3 separate regions of the Homo sapiens genome follow, and all the other regions are linked to region 1. A link is an interaction called in ENCODE POLR2A ChIA-PET data of the cell type or tissue named here. Cell type or tissue: GM12878. All regions are shown on one strand. Each heading gives the region's core, and the rest is flanking DNA. Links, peaks and the distances in the headings are about the cores only.

Region 1 (7,823 bases), core at 1-4,000:
TCACACCTTACAGTCTAGAGTAACATGACCTGGTTATGCCACTGTCTTCATTTGCATTTCTCTACTCTTCTGGGACTGTCCTGCTTAAGCAAATGGTTCAACCGTTCATTGCAGCAACTTCCAGGAAGACCTATCAGCTCTTCAGTGGAAAGCATCAACAGTTTGAACCCTAAGATTCTTTGAATATTGTGGTTCAAAATCCTAGCCTGCTTTTCCCACCAATCCAGGACTGTTGTATTGTGATCTCTGCCCTGTCTGAAGCAAGCCAACTCTCCCTCCCCCAAAGACTCACTTTAAACCAAACTTCCAGTTCTCCGTACATCCTGACCTTATCTTTCACCTCTGCTGGAAGCAATAAGCTCAGCTTTGTCTTATCAGTTGGTCGTGATGGTAATGTCTGGGGAGCCCACTTCTGACACTAAGATGGTAGAATCCCCCAATGGGAAGGGGACTGAGCCCATGAATAACTCTTGTAAGTGCCAGTGAGAGGGTCAGCTTCAAATATGTCCCAAGTCCAGAGAGCACAGAGGCTGGGGCTGCATGGCAGCATCAGTGAAATAAGAGCTTTCCTGCCTCTCTTTCTATCATCTCTGTCCTTGAACTTCAGCCCTGGATGAGTCAGAATCCTCTGTTAACAGAAACGGAGAGGAGTGAAAGGCTGGGAGGGCTTCACAGGTGGGCTTCTCTGGAAGCAGATGCAGAGGTGGAGTTTGGCCTTCAGGAGGCTTATTTCTTAGGAAACAATACCTGAGTAAGGGAAGAGGACTGAGCAGGTGTGGGCAGGGGCAAGGTGAGGTGTGATGGCTTGTGGGGAGCCTAGTTAAAGGATAAACTCTGGCATATTAAAATGTTAATGAGGCCAGGTGCAGTGGCTCACACCTGAAATCCCAGCACTTTGGGAGGCCGAGGTGGGTGGATCACCTGAGGTCACCTGAGGTCAGGAGTTCGAGACCAGCCTGGCCAACATGGTGAAACCCCATTTCTATTAAAAATACAAAAAAATGCCAGGTGCGGTGGCTCACACCTATAATCCCAGCACTTTGGGAGGCCGAGGCGGGCAGATCAAGAGGTCAGGAGATCAAGACCATCCTGGCTAACATGGTGAAACCCTGTCAGTACTAAAAATACAAAAAATTAGCCAGGCGTGGTGGTGGGCACCTGTAGTCACAGCTACTCAGGAGGCTGAGGCAGGAGAATAGTGTGAACCCGGAAGGCGGAGCTTGAAGTGAGCCGAGATTGCACCACTGCAGTCCGGCCCGGGCAAAAGAGTGAGACTCTGTCTCAAGAAAAAAAAAAAAAAAAAATTAGCTGGGCATGGTGGAGCATGCCTGTAATCCCAGCTACTCAAGAAGCTTAGACAGGAGAATCCCTTGAACCTGGGAGGCAGAGGTTTCAGTGAGCTGAGATCACGTCACTGCACTCCAGCCTGGGTGACAGAGCGAGACTCCGTCTCAAAAAAATATTTTTTTTAAATGAGTTTATTTGACCATTCAACAATTCATGAATTAGGCAGCACCAGACCACCAGTGGTTCAGTGCTCCCCAGAGCAGGCAGGAAAGGAGACTTTTATAATGTGGCTGCAGAAAGATAAATAAGACAAATAACAAATAACATTGTTATTTGTTAATAACAATGAACAAATAAGACAAATAGCAAGTAACATTTGATGCTTTCCATTGAAGAGCTGATAAGGTCTTTCTGGAAATTCTGCAGTGAACAGTCAAACCATTTGCTTGGGCAGGACAGTCCCAGAAGAGTAGAGAAATGTTAATGAAGGCAAAGACAAATAACATTTTCCATTGGTTAAAGTAGGAAGTCCCTAGTTAGAATTTAGTCAGTGCTTTTTAATTGGTAAAAACTCTAGTTTGAGGTTAGTTGGCAGTTACTGATTGTTTAAGCTTGAGTTTATGTTGAGTTGGGTTTCAGTTTGCTTATGTAGAAAACCAAGGCACTGGAACTGTTCCAGCCTAATAGCCTCTCAGATAATTATTTTAATAACTTAAATGGCCAGCTCTTCAACCCCTACCTCTATCAGTCATTGTACATGGACCCCCCCAGAAAACAAAAGGCATGCTCTTGGGTGAGGCAGCACTTTGCAGCTGAGGCGAACCCTGAAGAAGATGTCAGCCCTCCTGGCCTCCTGGAGCTGGGATAAGTCCTTGCTTGGAGGAGTAGGGGGTGGCACTTTTCTGTCCAACCACTGAGCAGAAAGCAAGCAAAACTGATGGCCCTGCTTCTCTCCAGACACCGGCTTCTCCCTGACACGGGTCCTAACTTGGACAGAAGTGTTTGTAGGGGAGGAAAAAAATAATTTTTCCTTCTACTCACCTTAGGTTTACTAGCTGGGGCTCCTATGCCAAAAGACAGATTAACAAGAGAAAAAAAATAGGAGGTTATTAACATGCATATTTCAGATAAACATGGGAAATGCCCAGGGAATGAGTAAATCCCACAGAAGGGACTTTCAGCATCTTCAACAAAGAACAGTACATTTTTTATTTTATTTTATTTTTTATTTTTATTTATTATTATTATTTTGAGATGGTGTCTCGCTCTGTTGCTCAGGCTGGAGTGCCATGACATGATCTCAGCTCGCTGTAGCCTCTGCCTCCCAGGTTCAAGCGATTCTTGTGCCTCAGCCTCCAGAGTAGCTGGGACTACAGGTGCCCATCATCACACCCGGCTAATTTTTGTATTTTTAGTAGAGACGAGGTTTCCCATGTTGGCCAGGCTGGTCTTTAACTCCTGACCTCAAGTGATCCACCCACCTCGGCCTCCCAAAGTGCTGGGATTACAGGCATGAGCCACCACACCCAGCCACAATAAATTTTTAGACAAATAACAAGACCAGGGGAAAGGACTTGGAATCTCTAGGGGTGGCAGATTGTGAGAACACAAATAAATTGTATATAGAGGCTAGCTTGTAAGGTTTGTTATGGAGATTGTTCTGTTGCTGATAAGGGTCTAAAGCTGTCTCTGGTGGCCAAACTTTGTCCTTCCTGGTAGATGGGGGGAGGGCACCTTTGTAAGTTTATGTCCTACTTTTAGGCAAATAGCGGGAGAGCAGAGGCCTCCTTATATCTGCTTCATCTCAATTGTCTTAAACTCAAAATAATCCTTGTGCCAAAGGGGCACAGTTTGGGGTGGCATATTCTGGTCTCCTACATCTCTCTGCAAGGGGAATTGATGTTTTCACTCTTTTGCAGAATCAGACCTTTTAATGACTAAATTGACACTGTTCTGTGACCTGAAGGGACTGGAGAAAAGATGGCCAGAGTTGTCAGGGGCCTGCCTGGGTTTCCAGCCACAGAGGGGAAGAACTAGCCTGGCAGGATTGAGAGGCAGCTAACCGTCTCCCTGCGGCAAGTGTGGGGGTCAAACTCACCCTCTTTACAAGTCAACTCAACTGCCCGAGTTGGGCAACTTCACAAAGATGAGGTAAGTGAACTGGACCTTTAACAAGGAAAGGCACAAAAGGCCAGAGGAGAAGGAAATAACCTGACTTTGTATTTGTGCACCTGGGGAGATATGCAGCCCTCCTAGATTAAGACCAATCCCCTCAAACAATGAAAGAGATTAAAGGCCCTGGCACAATGAAACAAATAAAAGGGCCAGATGCGGTGGCTCACACCTGAAATCCTAGCACTCAGGGAGGCTGAGGCAGGTGGACTGCTTGAGCTCACGAGTTCAAGACCAGCCTGGGCAACATTGTGAGACCCCCCCCCCCCCATCTCTACCAAAAATACAAAAATTAGCTGGGCATGGTGGCATGTGCCTGTGGTCCCAGCTACTCCAGAGGCTGAGGTGGGAGGATGGCCTGAGCCCAGGAAGTCAAAGCTGCAGTGAGCCGTGATGGCACCACTGCACTCCATCCTGGGTGACAGAGCAAGAACCTGTCTCAAAACAAACAAAAAAGATAAAAGTCATTGTCATCTCTATCATCTCATCAAGATACAAAGACCCAATCCCAGCACTTTGGGGAGCTGAAGCAGCATGATGGCTTGAGCCCAGGAGTTCGAGACCAGCCCAGGCAACAAAGCGAGAGTGAGACCCAGGCTTTATTAAAAAAAAAAAAAAAAAGATCAAGGGGTCCTTTGGAGATTGATGCTAACCCAGCCCCACTAGACACCATGGAGACTTTACCTTGTGCAGGGCCAGTTCTGAGTGGTGTCTTTGTTATGGTATTTAAATTTCTCCTGCTGACTAAGTTAGTCTGAGTTGGGTTTCTTTTTTTTTTTTTTGATGGAGTCTCACTCTGTTGCCCAGGTTGGAGTGCAGTGACTCAGTCTTGGCTCACTGCAACCTCTGCCTCCCGGGTTCAAGCAGTTCTCCTGCCTCAGCCTCCCAAGTAGCTGGGATTACAGGCATGCACCACCACACCCAGCTAATTTTTTGTGTCTTTAGTAGAGACAGGGTTTCACCATGTTGGCCAGGCTGGTCTCAAACTCCTGACCTCGTGATCTGCCTGCCTCAGCCTCCCGAAGTGCTGGGATTACAGGTGTGAGCCACCGCACCCGGCCTGAGTTGGGTTTCTGTTGCTTCTGACTGAGAGCAATACCCGTATGTGGATGAGTGGAATGAAAACCACCCGGGACTCCTGAGCTGGGACCATGGGAAGCGACCTCCCATTACAATGTCAGGGGACAGTCATGTAAACATCTCAACTCCTAAAGGGCCTGTCATGTCAAATTGAGGTGCTGAGCATCTCCTGGCCATCCCTTTGGAGGTTGACAGTGAGGAATTATTTTGACCAGCTTCTTAGAATGTGTGTGTGGGAGAGCAGTGCCGAGCAAGGTAGAAATGTGACTGGGAAGGATGCAACAGAATTTCTACTTTCTAAAAGAAAGTGGAAGGGAAAAACACTGAAATCTAAATCTTCCTTTGAAAAAGCTATTAATAACAGGTGTGGCACAGGGAATGTTTAGGGCAGTGAAACTATTCTATATGATACCATAATGGTGGATACATATCATTATGTTTGTCGAAAGCTATAGAATGTACAATGTGAAGAGTGAACCCTCAAGTAAATGATAGACTTTGATTAATAATAATGCATCAACATTGGCTCAGTTGTAACAAATACACCACCCTAATGCAAGATATTAATATAGGAGAAACTGTGGGCATAGGGGATAGAGAAATATGAGGGACTGTCTGTACTTCCCACTCAATGTTTCCATAAGCCTAAAACTACTCTCAAAAGAGTCTACCAATTAATTAAAACAAAGCTAACAATATAAGGTCATATTTCTAGTCTCATCCAATAAAAAATTATAGTGCGGGGTACAACTGTATTTTCTTCAAAAAAAACCATTCAGTCCAGGCGCAGTGGCTCACGCCTGTAATCCCAGCACTTTGGGAGGCCAAGGAGGGTGGATCACTTGAGGTCAGGAGTTTGAGACCAGCTTGGCCAACATGGTGAAACCCTGTCTCTACCAGACAGGCCAACATGGTGAAACCCTTTCTCTACTAAAAGTACTAAAATTAGCCAGCTGTGGTGGCAGGCACCTATAATCCCAGCTACTCAGGAGGCTGAGGCAGGAGAATTGCTTGAACCCAAGAGGCAGAGGTTACAGTGAGCCAAGATCAGGCCACTGCACTCCAGCTTGGGAGACAGGAGCAAGACTCCATCTCAAAAACAAAACAAACAAACAAACAAAAAAACCGCTCAACACACAGAAAAAATGATGGAAGCCCCAATTTTGTCACACTTCAAATCAGTACAGACCCCCCAGATTCATACACTAAGAGTTTTCCAAAGTTTTCACTATGTTCATTTTCACAGTTTGAACAATCCAATTATTTATCTTAGAAAAATGCCAGAGCCTTGGACAGATAAGCCATATCTAGAACTCTAAGAAACGAATTCATCTACATGTTTTCCACCTCTGGGCAGTCTCCCTCCCCAAGGACAACATTCTTTGCCAAATAAGTCTTGATTCCAACTTGGAAGGGAAGAAGTTTATAAACACACAGGCACAGAGACACACAAAGGCTTCCTGGAGTCTCACAGTTCAGTGAATGAGTCTGTGGCGCTCGCCACTGTTCCCAGATCGCTAGCTGAGTGCTTCACCACATTCCTTTCCCACTCACTTGTCTCCAGCCCACGTTTTGGGGTTCCCCTCCTCCAGGCAGGCAGCCCGGGGCCTGCCGCAAGGGGAGGTGGCCCCTCTCTGTTCTTTGTGAGGACTGGATGCCCATGCCTCTCTCAGCCTAGTTGGGCACCTTGCCCTGTATACTCCTTGGGGACAGCCTCCCTCTGCCAGCTGTCACACAGCAGACAGCCCAACAGACTTCCTCTCATGTAACAGCATGTAATATGTAACATCACCATGTAACCATGCACATAATACTATGTAACATCAGCATGTAACAGTGCATGTAAGATGATGTAACATTATGTAACATCAGCATGGAACATTGTACGTAATGTTGCATGTAACTGCATGTAACATCACATATAACAGCATGTGACATTGTGTGTGACAGCATGTAACATCAGCCTTCTTCCCATATTTCTTAACAGCCACTATGCCAGTGTTTCCCCACTTTTGTCCGTATGTGGCTAGCCAGCTCCTGCTATTCATTTGCAGCCTACACAGCCCTAATGCTACTGAAATCGTTCTCTTCCAGCCCTGCAACAGGACAGAGGAGATATTTATAAGAAATGCCTGCAGAGTGGCATCCCAGCATCCCCATGAAGCCCATCCTTTTCTGAGTCAAAGTCTCAGAAGTCATGTTCTTCCCCGAGAGATATCTGACATTGAGTTCCCAATCTTGCCTCGTGTGTGTCCACTTCTGGTCCTCAGACATGTTCCTTCCTTCACCACGATCTGGGAGACCACAGGGCATTACAGTTCCTCGCATGGCCACAGAGGCAGGCAATCTGGGTCTGAATCCTGGACTTTTGCAGTTATAGCTAAGCAACTCGGGGCAAACCTCTCTAAGCATCCCATTCTTATCTGTAAAGTGGGAATAAGAGTCACGCCTTATGATTCAAAAAACATAATTTTTTGGAGGCTGGGTGCGGTGGCTCATGCCTGTAATCCCAGCACTTTGGGAGGCTGAGGTGGGCAGATCACAAGGTCAGGAGTTTGAGACCAGCCTGACCAATATGATGAAACCCCATCTCTAATAAAAATACAAAAATTAGCTGGACATGGTGGCGGGCACCTGTAGTTCAAACTACTCAGGAGGCTGAGGCAGGAGAATTGCTGAACCCAGGAGGCGGAGGTTGCAGTGAGCCGAGATAGCGCCACTGCAGTCCAGCCAGGGCTACAGAGCGAGACTATTTCAGAAAAAAAAAAAAAAAAAAAAAAAAAGATTAAAAAAAAGATTTTAAAAAAAGTTGTAAAAAAAGAAAATAAAGAGCCACACCCACCATCTAAGGTTATACACAAGGGAACTGCTTGTTCAGCACAAGGCCTGGCTCCCGCTTAAATGCCCACAGTTGGGAGTCATTGTGTTGTCGTTTATTCTCACTTGTCTCCCCCGGGCAGTGAGAGACCCTCTGCCAACGTCACCTTGCTGGACTAAGGACTGGGGAGGCCTGAACAGCACTTTGATTGATTTATCCACCCCATGAGGTTAAATGCTCTACCCTACACCTAAATGGCTGTAGGTTACAGGGTTTTTTCCTTGTTGTTGTTTTGAGACAGGGTGTCACTCTGTCATCCAGGCTGGAGTGCAGTGGCTTGATCTCGGCTCACTGGAAACTTTGCCGCCCAAGTTCAAGTGATTTTCCTGCCTAGGCCTCCTGTGTAGCTGGGATTATAGTAGTGCACCACCACACCCGGCTAATTTTTACATTTTTGATAGAGACA
Region 2 (4,000 bases), core at 1-4,000, 180 kb after region 1:
CCCGGAGAAATTAATAAAAAGCTGGTGTGGGGGGAGGGGGAGAGGGCTTAACTCTTTCTTGCCCGGCGGGGAGTTGTGCTGATGGTTTGGAGAGAAACTAGCCACCGGGCTCTGACTGGGGAGAAGGGCTCTGAGAGTGGAGTAGGTGCCCTGTCCCCAACCTCACCCCATCTCCAACAGTGCTTTGAGGGGGTGCCCGACTCCTGAGGACTACCCCAAGCCTGGGGCCAGTGGACGGCCGGCGATATGGGAAGGGGGGACCACCTCTCTGGCTCCACAACTGCCTCCCCGACCGCTAGTCTCCTTTCCCATCCACCTCTTCCCGGCCTCTCCCAGTTGCACTTCTCTCTGTCGCTTTCTCCTCTTCAGGGGCCCTTTCCTATCGCCTGCCCGAAGGGCTTCTCCCTTCTCTCCCACCCTCGGGCGTCACTTAGAGCGGCGGAAGCCCTTGTTCCCAGTGCCAGTTCCCGTGGCCCCACTCTCGGTGTGATCTCTTTCTTCTCAGCAGCCCTGTGGACTCTCCGCCAGTTTGTGTGTCTGTCTCTGCTTCTTCCTACTCCTCACTTCCTTCCGCTCCCGCTCCCGCTCCCTCCCCAGGAATTGTGCGCCCTTTCTTCCTTTCTCCTTCTCCTGGGTCCCAAGAGGCTGTGAGCTCACCTGCCTCCCTTTCTCCCAGAGAAGGGTCAAAGGTCATTGGTGCTCCTTCTCCAGGATTGGAAGCCTTGGGGGGAAGGGTATCCAGAGGAACCGGTTCAATCCCACCCTTGTGCAGTTACCTGGCTGAATGGGGGTGTGTGTGTGTGTGTGTGTGTGTGTGTGTGAGAGAGTGTGCGGGGTGTGTGTGGGAGTGAGAGTGGGGGCGGGTTTGGTGTCTAATTTTTCTAGGCTCAGTTTTGGAAGGAGAGGGTTGGGTGGGAGGGGTCTGGTGACCCCCTGGACACAATGTAGGGAGGGTCCCCCTACACACCCCAGAAAGTTAGTTGTTGAAGGGAAGAAAAGAGAGCAGTTTGTGCTGAATCAGGATGGACCGAGAATGGCTTTGAGCAGGAAACCCCAATCCAGCCCAGAGGGTGCCTGGAAGAGGAGGACTCCAGCCAGCAGAGGATCTCGACCCTGGAATGGGCTCTTGAATAAAGAACACAGGATCTTCATTCTCAGAGGCAGAAAGGAGACAACACTACTGCCCTCAGAGAGCCTCCATTCTGATGGGAGAGGCAGTTCCTGTCTTCACAGTCCCTAGTCTGACGGAAGAATACGTGGACCCTTTCTTCTCTGGGCTCCCATCTGATTGGTGGGGGGGAGATGAGACCTATTTAAGGAATCAGTGAAGTATGAAGAATTCCCCATTTCCCAGTAGTTGGAGAAGGGTGGATTTAGAAATTACGAAGACAAATGAGAGGAGGGAGGGCTACCTAGGACAGCTTCCTGAAGGAGGTGGCAGCTGGGTCCTAGCCAGATAAGGCTTTGTGGTTGAATCAGGAAATGTGGTTAATTCTTAGGGTCAGCCTTCCTTCCCATCTGGCCTGTCAGGACAGGAAGAAATGTTCTAGATCTTTGCTAGTAGCCCCTGGAGTTCAAGAATGGCAGGAGGGTTCTCGGAGAGTCTGCTTCCCTGATGACCCCTTCCCACACCTCATTTTCTGCTTTCAGCCCCAGGCATTTATGGAATCTGGAGGTGGTTTTGTTTTTTGTTTTTTTTTTTGAGACAGAGTTTTGCGCTTGTTGCCCAGGCTGGAGTGCAATGGCACGATCTCGGCTCACTGCAACCTCCGGCTCCCAGCTTCAAGCGATTCTCCTGCCTCTGTCTCCCGAGTAGCTGGGATTACAGGAATGTGCCACCACACCCGGCTAATTTTGTATTTTTAGTAGAGACAGTTTTTTCCATGTTGGTCAGGCTGGTCTCAAACTCCCGACCTCAGGTGATCTGCCCGCCTCGGCCTCCCAAAGTGCTGGGATTACAGGCGTGAGGCACTGCGCCCAGCCTAGAGGTGGTTTTGATGCTTCTCCCAGTCCTGGTCAGTGTGGAGCAGCTTCCCTCCCTCTATGCTTATCTCTTCCTCCACCCCTAAACTGAAGATCATCACCTAGGATAGCGCAGAGGGGCAGGAGCCCTGGCTCAAGGCTGAGTTCTGCCTCTTTTATTATTATTATTATTATTGCTTTTATTTATTTATTTACTTATTTACTTAATTTTTTTTTTTTTGAGATGGAGTCTCCCTCTTGTCACCCAGGCTGGAGTGCAATGGCATGATGTCGGCTCACTGCAACCTCCACCTCTCAGGTTCAAGTGATTCTCCTGCCTCAGCCTCCTGAGTAGCTGGGATTACAGGTGTGCACCACCACACCCAACTAATTTTTGTGTTTTTAGTAGAGACGGGGTTTCACCATGTTGGCCAGGTTGGTCTCAAACTCCTGACCTCAGGTGATCTGCCCGCCTCGGCCTCCCAAAGTGCTGGGATTACAGGCGTGAGCTATCACGCCCAGCTACTTACTTATTTTTGAGATGAGGGTCTCACTATGTTGCCCAGGCTGGTCTAGAATTCCTGGGCTCAAGTGATCCTCCCACCTCAGTCTCCTGAGTAGCTAGGATTATAAGCATGCACCAACTTTGCCTGGCTTCCTCTCATCTCCTGTTTCTCAGTTTTCACATCTGTAAAGTGGCGATATGTATCTGTAAAGTGGGGATATGAAAATTCCCAGGCCAGGCGCGGTGGCTCACGCCTGTAATCCCAACACTTTGGGAGGCCGAGGCGGGTGGATCACGAGGTCAGGAGATCAAGACCATCCTGGCTAACATGGTGAAACCCTGTCTCTACTAAAAATACAAAAAAATTAGCCAGGCGTGGTGGTGGGCGACTGTAGTCCCAGCTACTCGGGAGGCTGAGGCAGGAGAATGGCGTGGACCCGGGAGGCAGAGCTTGCAGTGAGCCAAGATAGCGCCACTGCACTCCAGCCTGGGTGACAGAGTGAGACTCCGTCTCAAAAAAAAAAAAAAAAATTCCCAAGGCTGGCCACAGTAAAGGTAGATGATGTCTATGTAATAACAGAAAAGAAGAGTTGGAAAAGACCCCAGCAGGCATGTGGCCTAGCCTTCCTACATCTGACACATGTATGATCTAGCTCAGTGCCTTGCCATTCTCCTGGGGACCTGAGTGTTAGAAGTAATTGGAGGTCATGTCTCAGCCATGCAGCGTCCCCTTGCCTTAAACCATCAATGGCCCCTGGGCTTCCTCACTCTCCCCCCAGCCAGTATCCCCTGGCCAGTGGGCTCCCTAGGGCTACTGGAATCCTACATCTGCTTGAAAGCCTATTCAAATGGTTTCAGCTATATATATCCTTCCCTATCTGCCCTCCCTTCTTGCTTCCCACCAAAAAACCTTGAACCAAAACAAAAAAAACCCTACCCATTCACACTTCTTCCCAGAACATAGTTGCATCATAGAGGTTTGGCTGTCCATTGTGTGCTGTGTGTATTCCTCGTACCCTCCTACATCTATGAGTCTGTCAAGAACTGTGAGAACTGTGTCTGGAACAGTGGCCCTGCTGATGGTGCCAGCTTCCTGAACAGCTCTTGTTCAGAAAGGCAGGTGGTGAGGGCACCAGTGATGGGGGTGTAGGGAAGGGGGAGGCAGGATTGGAAAAGAGATGGAGAATTGATGGATGCAAAGATAGGTGGATGGACAGATGGCGGCAGGTGTTGGGTGCATGGGAGCAGATGTGGGATGGACGGATGGGTGGATAGATGGGTGAGTGAATGGATGATGAGTAGGCAAGTAGATAGGTGGATGAGTGCATAGGTGGGTAGACGGATGGTAGAACCTGGGTCCTGGTCCTGATTTTGCCATTAACTTGCTATGTGATCTTGGGCCAATCACTCCCCCTTCTGTTTCTTCATTTGTAACATGAGAGGATTGGATTTAATAATCTCCATGACTTCTCCCAGATTTGATTGGACAGTTGATGATTGAAAGCTTTTAGGGGATGCTAATGATGCGAAGGC
Region 3 (4,000 bases), core at 1-4,000, 82 kb before region 1:
TCTCCAGGAGCAGTGTGGAGGGTAGGCTGGAGCAAGAACTGAGGGTGAAGGAATAGTGTTTTGTGCCTACTTTGTGCTAAGCCCTTTTCCATACATATCTTGGTAATTATCACCAGGTGTGGTAGGTGTTCTCTGCATTTTCATTTGAGGAAGAACGGCTGCTAACAGTAGAGCCAGGATTTTTACATGGGGTACCTCTGACTTGAGGGCTTCCAGACTGTTACACCGAAGTGTGTGAGCCCAAGGCTTAGATGAGGAGTTTCCAATCTTGTGGCTTCCCTGGGCCACATTGGAAGAAGAAGAGTTGTCTTGGGCTACACATGAAATACACTGATGAGCTGAAAAAGGAAAAAAAATCTCGTAATGTTTTAAGAAAGGTTACAAATTTGTATTGGGCCACATTTAAAGCTGTCGTGGCTCGTGTGTTGGACAAGCCTAGCTTAGGTTCTCTCTTTGGATCCTAGTCGGATTTCTGTGGCCTCACACACCTGGTGAAGCTAGACCTGAGTAAGAACAAGCTGCAGCAGCTGCCAGCAGACTTTGGCCGTCTGGTCAACCTCCAGCACCTGGATCTCCTCAACAACAAGCTGGTCACCTTGCCTGTCAGCTTTGCTCAGCTCAAGGTAACAATTCATGAACCAGTGTTTCATGGCCAGGGTGGCAGAGAACTCAGGGACTCTGGAGCACGGCCCTGAGAAAGGCTGACAGAAATACCCCCTTGTTGGTCCTGCCTCAGATGGCGCTCCCTATATGTGGAACACAGAGGGGCATTCTTCCTGCTCATTTTGTTTCACCCTGAGGGACTATGTATGTGAACTCGGGCTTAATGAGCCTCTTTGCCCATCGCCCATCTCTTTAGAACCTGAAGTGGTTGGACCTGAAGGATAACCCCCTGGATCCTGTCCTGGCCAAGGTGGCAGGTGACTGCTTGGATGAGAAGCAGTGTAAGCAGTGTGCAAACAAGGTAAGCACCAAGCTCCCTCCCAGTGGCTCCTTATACACTCCCTGGGATTTCTCCTCCTCCTGTTTTTCCCTCCTAGGGCACCTGGAGCTTTGTGTGGAGTTAAGCATTCAGGTCCGAGTGAAATATGTCCACTATGAGCCTGTCAAACAGAGACCTTTGTTTCTGCATTTACTTTATCTTTTTGTTTTTTATTTGTTTTGAGACAGAGTTGCTCTGTTGCCCAGGTTGGAGTGCAAGTGGCACAATCTCGGCCCACTCCAACCTCCGCCTCCCAGGTTCAAGCGATTCTCCTGCCTCAGCCTCCCGAGTAGCTGAGATTACAGACGCCTGCTACCATGCTCAGCTAATTTTTGTATTTTTTAGTGGAGATGGTGTTTCGCCACGTTGGCCAGGCTGGTCTCCAACTCCCGACCTCAAATGATTCGCCCACCTTGGCCTTCCAAAGTGCTGGGATTATAGGCGTGAGCCACCATGCCTGGCCTGCACTTAGTTCGCAAGTCGCAGAACAAGACTGCCTTCTCTACTGCAGTACTTCCTCTCTTAAGGAGCCGGGACCTTGCGTGATGCAACATGACACTGTGTGGACAGTTGTTTTAATAGTACCGGGGGTTAGGGGCTGTGGCCTTTCTGAGGCACAGTCGTAGGAATGTTGATAATAAAAGCGATGATAAAGGTGTTACAGCTGTAAGCAGGCACGTCCTGGGCAGACCTGGTATTTGATTACAGTTGAGTCATCTGACATAGGAGTGAGGAACTGAAAGCAGCATGCAAGACAACTATTGTCTGTGGTCAGTAGCCTGGAAGGTGCCGTACCCTACCTATTAAGAACAGCATTACACCTATCTCTTAATAACTCCAACTATAGTCACTTTTTCCCTCCAGCTTTGGAACAGATTGCTGCTGCTTCAGCTGAGCACCAGATGACTAACTTGGCTATGTTTAAGGTGCATGTTGAACAAAAAAGACTTAACTTTAAATACTAGAATTCATGGGTGAATGATGAGTCTCTGCTGTCTCAAGTAGAGAGTAAGAGAGTAAGATACTTCTTATCATTAGCTCAGGGCTTCTTATATAATCTTGTCATCTGTATCATCTCTTATTACAACAAATCAAGCACAAAGTTAACCAAGTAGCTAAGACAAGAGTTTTCCCTTAGATGAGAACAGTATAAGTGATCAGTGAAATCCTCTTTTGAAAACTAGGTGCTGTAGGAGTGATGTCTGTTCTGCAAGCTGACAGTAGCTACCATTGATTACTCTTTCCTTGTCCTGGATGCTTTCCATGCACCATCTCACAATCCTCAGAGCCCTGAGGAGTCGGCATTACTTTCATTTCTCTGACACAAGAAACCCTCAGCATATACACACCTTTCATTCATCCATCCATCCATTCATTCAGTAGGTAATATGTGGAACCATAGGAAATTGATGATATTCCAGTTTTTGACATACAAAAATAATTTTGATTGAGTACAAAGGCCTTTTGTATTTGCATATGTCTTTCAGACAAAGCTCCAGGCAGCATAGTGGATGTGGTAACTAAAGCCATGGTCCCTAGCACAGCTGTCCTAGAGCTGCAGCACACCTTTAGGCTTTGTAGGGAAATGGCCTGGGCCAGTCAGAATCAGGTCGTCTGTCTGCAGGAATTAGTTTAGGTCTTACTAGCTCTGACCAGGTAAGACCTAAACCCTGGTGGGTATATGGGTTAGTCTTAATCTGCTTGGTACATATTAAAGCAATTTTTAAAAATGATTTGTTCAATGTATTCATCAAGTGCTTACTGTATGCTATGAACTAGAGTAGCTAGACAAAAATTTACCCTCCAGGAGCTCACAGACTCCAGACTATGACAATCTGTCCCATTTCTGCATTGCCTGTGTTTTCAGATAATTAATTTTTTTTTTTTTGACATGGGGTCTTGCTCTGTCACCCAAGCTGGAGGGCAGTGGCGCACTCTCAGTTCACTGCAACCTGCGCCTCCCGGGTTCAAGCAGTTCTCCCACCTCAGCTTCCCAAGTAGCTGGGATTACAGGGGCATGCCACCATGACTGGCTAATTTTTGCATTTTTAGTAGAGATGGGGTTTCACCATGTTGGCCAGGCTTGTCTTGAACTCCTGACCTCAGGTGATCCACTCCCCTCACTCCTTTTCCTCAGCCAACACCCTGGACTCTTACTTTCCACACTCTCCCTGCAATCATGGCAACGGGACCCATAACTTCTCTACTGCCTGAGTGCCCTGAGCCCTAACTCTGGGTCCAGACCTGATTTCTTTCCTTTTTCTTTTTTTTTTTTTTTTTTTGAGACAGAGTCACGCTCTATCGTCCAGGCTGGAGTGCAGTGGCGCAATCTCAGCTCACTGCAACCTCCACCTCCCGGGTTCAAGAGATTCTCCTGCCTCAGCCTCCTGAGTAGCTGGGATTACAGGCGCACACCACCACACCCAGCTAATTTTTGTATTTTTTAGTAGAGATGGGAGTTTCACCATATCGGTCAGGCTGGTCTTGAACTCCTGAGCTCCAGTGATCTGCCCACCTTGGCCTCCCAAAGTGTGGGATTACAGGTGTGAGCCACCGCGCCTGGCCCAAACCAGGCTTTTGAAAGGAGATCCTTTTGCTGGTCTGCTCCTGAATACTTCTTATGATGGGTGTGTGCTTGTCTGGAGGTATGCGTGTCTGGAGTTTTCTAGAAATAAGAATTACATATGAATATACATGTCTGTCTCGTGCGCATGCATATTCAAATGTAATTGTTAAGTGCAGTAGTAAAACAAGACCCTTTTGCTAATAGTTTGGGTTTTCTTCTTTTTTCTTACTCACATGGTAAAGAAAATAAGCAGCAGTACTTACTGAGCACATATAATGCCAGAGATTATACAAGGCAGCCAATACAAGTTATATTATTTATTCTTCACAACACTCCATAGAAGTATATCTTATCTCTGTTTTCTCGATCAGAAAATCGGCTCAGAAAGGTTAAGTCACTTGCCAAGGTTATACAATAAGGGGTAGTCAGGATTGCGTTGGGCTCCAAGCTTA

The links. Peaks named below come from ENCODE experiments on the same cell type or tissue, not always from the same donor. Only the 100,000 strongest peaks of a DNase experiment are listed, where the experiment ranks them.
Region 2: POLR2A ChIA-PET joins it to region 1 with 9 read pairs; 4 of 35 experiments call an interaction of 5 or more read pairs at or near these places.
Region 3: POLR2A ChIA-PET joins it to region 1 with 5 read pairs; 2 of 35 experiments call an interaction of 5 or more read pairs at or near these places.

Annotation. Positions count from the first base shown.
Region 1 is chr17:50,303,465-50,311,287 of GRCh38, reverse strand. No RefSeq gene overlaps it. Among named protein-coding and RNA genes, the nearest start is that of TMEM92-AS1, 20 kb to the right of the region's middle. RefSeq lists an enhancer at 7,270-7,823. In GM12878, for the core only: no CTCF peak of the experiment used is centred there; DNase peaks (open chromatin) are centred at 12 and 1,847.
Region 2 is chr17:50,125,304-50,129,303 of GRCh38, reverse strand. All of the region lies in intron 1 of SAMD14 (sterile alpha motif domain containing 14), which reads left to right. Among named protein-coding and RNA genes, the nearest start is that of SAMD14, 2.9 kb to the left of the region's middle. In GM12878, for the core only: no CTCF peak of the experiment used is centred there; no DNase peak of the experiment used is centred there; H3K27me3 peaks cover 643 bases.
Region 3 is chr17:50,389,362-50,393,361 of GRCh38, reverse strand. LRRC59 (leucine rich repeat containing 59) reads left to right here. Exons shown (of 7, transcript NM_018509.4): 3 at 465-623; 4 at 860-964. Among named protein-coding and RNA genes, the nearest start is that of LRRC59-AS1, 3.6 kb to the left of the region's middle. In GM12878, for the core only: no CTCF peak of the experiment used is centred there; a DNase peak (open chromatin) is centred at 1,721.